Regions from separate parts of the Homo sapiens genome. Here region 1 is linked to region 2. A link is a loop called in an ENCODE intact Hi-C map of the cell type or tissue named here. Cell type or tissue: mammary epithelial cell. All regions are shown on one strand. Region 1 holds the start of MIR3618 (microRNA 3618). Region 2 overlaps COMT (catechol-O-methyltransferase).

Region 1 (2,500 bases), 120 kb after region 2:
GAATCATGGATTGACTCACCAGGGTCTCTATGGGACTGCCAGGTTCTGAGGTGTGTGGCCCTGGTCTTCCTTGTAATCTGTGGCACTGGGCGCATTGACCCCTCGGTCTGTTTTCTCTAATGGTCTTTCTTGGTTGCCAGGAGACTGACCTCACCCCACTTAGTGTTCCTCATGCCTGCCTGGTTGCTGCCCACAGCCTCTTGAGCGTCTTCAGCACTTTATAGTCAGTTGTTAGCTCTGTGCTGTGTTTCCTGGATCCTCAGCACCTTTGATGGACACATCTTTGGGAACATACGGTGTGAAATTCCCATTAGATTCAGAAATGTTAGGACATCTTAGAATCCAGGAAATGGGGTGACAGTGCAGTGGTCATTGACCTGCCAGTGTGTCCAGGCCCTGTGACCTTGTCTCTTGTCCATATAGTGCGTTCCTCGGAGTAGATGGCCAGTGGATAGTTGTTAAATGTATTGATTAAACCTAAACTAGTCTCTGGTTTTCATGTTGTGTCCCCTTCGAAGTACATCCACCATGCCTTGTCCCTTGTTAAATGTGTGATGTCTGCATCTCCTGTTCTTTCCGGGAATCTTGGGAGGATGTTAGGTCATGCAGTGCGGTTTGCATGTGTGCATCTTTACTGGTATGCACGCATGTGCATGCATGCGTGTTCCTGTGCACGTTGTGGGAGTGTGCATGTGCGTGTGTCTGCATGTGTTCCTTCTGCTCTGATGCAGGGTTTTCTGGCTGCCCCCTCAGACCCATCTTCCCTGCTTCATGTTGTCCCTTTCTTCATGCTTCCTCTGTAGTAAGGCTTCCTAGAGTTGCATCCTTAACCCTCATCTCTGGGTGGCCTTCCTCCTGTGGGTTTGGCGACTACCTCCTCAGTGCGTCCTGGCCTTCCGTATCTGGACCAGTCATGGCTCCAGAGTTGTGGCCTCGGCACCTTCAGAGCCTGCCTGGAGGTCCCCTCTGTTCTCCTCGCCAGGCTCCTGCCTGCATGCTGGAATTTGGGTGTCCTTCCTTGTCTTTAGTTCCCTCTTTTCTCTGCTATCCACCTCCGTTGGGTCAACAAGTGCGGTCAGTTCTGTGACACTGTTCTTGGCCCATTGCCAGGGCCTCTTTCACACCTTTGTCCTCTGGCCTGGAGGACTGTCCCCGTGCCTTGGATGCAGTTGCTTCTGCCTGGCACAGCTGTGGGTCTCCCCTCTCAAGTAGGAACCTACTTGTGGCATGAGAGTCGCTTCACCTTCAGTGGCTCCTTATTGTCCCCAGGGCGGAACGGGCTGCAGGTGGCACCCAGGCCTCTCTGTGCCTCGGCTCCAGCTGTCTCTTGTGGCTCCCCACCCCAAATCCTGGCAGGTCCCTTCCCCACAGCCACCCACCCCTCTCCTCCATCGGGAACAGAACTATGCTGCCACCTCTGGTGACCTCAGCACGCTGCATCACTGTCCCCGTCCACGTGCTACCCTGTGGGCCCAGGAGAGCCCTGGGGTCCCTGGGTAGCAGAGCGCCTGGCCATGCCTCTGAGGCCCCTAGTGCCGCAGAGTTGAGCTGAGGGTCTCGCGCTCGCCCTCTGACTGACCCAGCCCTTGCAGGTGAGTGGATTGCTGTGCTCTGGTGGCCTGAGGGAGGCCACGCGCCTTCTGTGTGTTCCAGAAAGGGTGCCTCCCACTGCATGCTTGCTTATCTGAGTTAGAAGAATGCTGTGGTGGAGTTTAGTGTAAATTTTTAAAATATTTTTTGAGCCTTATGATTATATAGTTTTTGTGTTTCTGAAGTAGGAATTAAAGTGGGCATTAACAAAATATTTAACTTTGGACTTAAGTTATAATTCAGGTTCTGAAGAATAAAAGTAAGGTTAGTTTGTTTTGATGCCTAAAAAGTCCTCTTAGGGAATATTATTTTGAAGCCCTTTACTATGCTGTTAATAGTGCTTGGCTTTTAACTTGGTACCAGGGAATTGGAAGGTTTCTGTCATTTTGTGACGATATTTTTAAATTTCTTTGCAGGTAGAAGAAGAAAGGTGCCACTCCGGCATGAAGACAGACTCGCTTAGTCGCCAGTCACTTAAGCTGAGTGCATTGTGATTTCCAATAATTGAGGCAGTGGTTCTAAAAGCTGTCTACATTAATGAAAAGAGCAATGTGGCCAGCTTGACTAAGCCGCCAGCGCACAGCGCGGCAGGACGCGCCCGGGTCTCAGCGGACTTGTGCATGTTAGCTGTGTAGATTTATGTGAGGGCTTGTAAAACTCTGGTCTTGTAAACTAGTCTTAAGCGCTTTTAATATGGAGACAGATGAGAGCCCCTCTCCGCTCCCGTGTGGGCCCGCAGGAGAAGCGGTGATGGAGAGCCGAGCTCGCCCCTTCCAAGCGCTGCCCCGTGAGCAGTCTCCACCACCTCCCCTGCAAACGTCCAGTGGTGCAGAGGTAATGGACGTTGGCTCTGGTGGTGATGGACAGTCCGAACTCCCTGCTGAGGACCCCTTCAACTTCTACGGAGCTT
Region 2 (2,500 bases):
TCCTCTTGTGGTTCACAAGGTGCAGGTGCACACACACATAGCCCACAGGGCAGTGTGGACAGGGACCAGGAGACTGCCCCTGGGGTCCCTGGCTGGGGGACACTAGTAGGGATGTCCCTTGGCCTCTCTGAGGCCTTCTGCTGTCTCTTCTGAGGCCGGAAAGGCGAAGCACTGCCCTCGCCCTGCTAGGGAAGGCTCAGGCCAGGCTGGCCCTATCCGGGGAAGGGGCTCAGGTATCTGGACCTTGGTCATCGCCAGGTTAGGGTTTATGTTGATGATTATCCAAAGGCAAAATTGATTTCCACAGAAATAACATCTGCTTTGCTGCCGAGCTCAGAGGAGACCCCAGACCCCTCCCGCAGCCAGAGGGCTGGAGCCTGCTCAGAGGTGCTTTGAAGGTGAGTTGGCCAACGGAAGCCGGGGCAGTGCCAGGGTGGGTACAGATTCCGGCCCGGTGCATGGGCACAGGTCTGCTGAGCACATGTCCACTCTGCCTGTGTAAATAGGCCACATGGCCTGAAATCCCCTAGAAGCCTGGTGTCCGCATGACCTCCCCCTAGGGCGGAGCCTCTGCTTCCCTGTTCTCTTCTGCTCTGTCCTCTGGTGCCCTGAGGCTGGCCTCCAGGGGTGTCCCCTCTGTGGCCCTAGGCCTGCCTCCTTGCCTGGGTGTGCCTTTCTAAAATGGAGCGTCCAGCAGAGAGTGGGATCTCCTATGCCACTGGGAGCCCAGGGCCCCATCCCAGAAAGACCTCTGAGTGAGCACAGGGGCCCTAGAAGAAGTTTCCTTGTGTCCTTCCCGTTTTAGGGTCTGTGACCTGAACCCCTGGGCTTCTGCCTCAGGCCTCCTGTGCTCTGCTCTCTGCCTGCTGGGTCCCCTCACCAGGCTTCTGTCTGGTTCCCAGGCTACCTGCCTGGAGGGTCACACCAGGAGGATTTCAAACAGGTTTCAAGTGGGGTCACTTGCCATCACTGTGCCCCACGAGGTACACTGTTGTGGGCGGCAGGGCTGGCCTTTCTCATCTGGGACATGCCACGTTGCTGTTCCCAAGGGGAGTGGTGAGTGGGTCTGTCCTGGTGTGCCTGGCCTGGGGACTGCCAGTGTCCTTACTTGGACACTCAATGAAAAGGCCACATGAATCCCTGGGGCGTCCAGAGCATGGGTGACCAGCACGGGCTCACCACATGAGGCCAAGGGGCTGCACCATACAGCCTCTCCTTTGGCCACCCGTGACTACCCCCAACTCCGGGCCATGGGGCTTCCCTACCCCTGGGTGTCCTCTAAGCCAGCTGGGAGACAACAGCCTGAGTCCGTGTCTGCTTCTGTATTTTGTGTGGTTTTAGAGGATCCCTGGGCTGCCTGGGGAAGCACCCAGGGCCAGGGAGTGTGACCCTGCAGGCTCCACACAGGACTGCCAGAGGCACACACCTGCTCTGTCTACCCGAGGGCACCAGAGGGCACGAGAAGGCTGGCTCCCTGGCGCTGACACGTCAGGCAACTGAGGCACAAGGCTGGCATTTCTGAACCTTGCCCCTCTGCAAACACAAGGGGGCGATGGTGGCACTCCAAGCAAAGGGGCGTGTGGGTGCTGCAGGAGGAGCACAGAGCACTGGCGCCCCTCCCCTCCCGCCCTGCAGATGCCGGAGGCCCCGCCTCTGCTGTTGGCAGCTGTGTTGCTGGGCCTGGTGCTGCTGGTGGTGCTGCTGCTGCTTCTGAGGCACTGGGGCTGGGGCCTGTGCCTTATCGGCTGGAACGAGTTCATCCTGCAGCCCATCCACAACCTGCTCATGGGTGACACCAAGGAGCAGCGCATCCTGAACCACGTGCTGCAGCATGCGGAGCCCGGGAACGCACAGAGCGTGCTGGAGGCCATTGACACCTACTGCGAGCAGAAGGAGTGGGCCATGAACGTGGGCGACAAGAAAGGTGGGGTCCGGGCCAGCAGGTGCTCAGCTCTGGGACAGGGACCCAGGACCAGGCATCAAAGCCCTTACAGGAGAAGCTGTTATCACCCCATTTCCAGGGGGCTGGGAACCCTGGGATATGCCCAGATAGGGCTGGGGGGCTCCTCTGGAGTCCCAGGGTGCCAGGGTCCCTGATGACCCCTGCAGGCCCTGCTGCCTGCTGCCCCAGGACAACAGGCCCCCACACTCACAGGGTCTGACGGTGGTGCAGTTCCCCTTGAACTCTGTTCTGGCCACCATGGGACCTGCCTGGGGACCAGTCAGACAGGTTCTCCTGGGCCCGCCTCCCGCTTGAACTTCAGCCTGGGGCACAGGATGTGTTACCGGGCTCACGGAGTGACTCAGGGAACTAGTGCCGCCCCAGGGCCCCAAGGTGGGCGGTTCGGTGATTCAGAGAGGGCAGCTCTGTGTTAGGACACACTGGGGCCAGCCAGGAAGGGTGGAAAAGATAGGGACCAGCGTGAGCATAGAGGCTAAGGGACCATGGGAGCTCCAAGCGCGCTCACAGTGGGGACCAGGTCCTGGGGGCTGGGGACAC

The links. A loop is a pair of places that touch in the nucleus more often than their neighbours do. Peaks named below come from ENCODE experiments on the same cell type or tissue, not always from the same donor. Only the 100,000 strongest peaks of a DNase experiment are listed, where the experiment ranks them.
Region 1: it touches region 2 in a loop (3-fold over the local background); 17 of 110 quality-filtered maps call a loop at or near these places.

The regions. Positions count from the first base shown.
Region 1 is chr22:20,083,681-20,086,180 of GRCh38, forward strand. It overlaps DGCR8 (DGCR8 microprocessor complex subunit), which reads left to right. Exons shown (of 14, transcript NM_022720.7): 2 at 2,007-2,500. The coding sequence starts at 2,284. MIR3618 (microRNA 3618) reads left to right here and starts at 2,066; the gene lies at 2,066-2,153. It overlaps MIR1306 (microRNA 1306), which reads left to right and starts at 2,378; the gene lies at 2,378-2,462. RefSeq lists an enhancer at 1-102. In mammary epithelial cell, a CTCF peak has its summit at 1,421; no DNase peak of the experiment used is centred here.
Region 2 is chr22:19,960,892-19,963,391 of GRCh38, forward strand. COMT (catechol-O-methyltransferase) reads left to right here. Exons shown (of 6, transcript NM_000754.4): 2 at 308-398; 3 at 1,636-1,924. The coding sequence starts at 1,636. Among named protein-coding and RNA genes, the nearest start is that of MIR4761, 1.6 kb to the right of the region's middle. RefSeq lists enhancers at 1,203-1,918, 1,919-2,500. In mammary epithelial cell, a CTCF peak has its summit at 1,540 (motif pointing right); DNase peaks (open chromatin) are centred at 1,610 and 2,300; H3K4me3 peaks cover 645 bases; H3K27ac peaks cover 512 bases.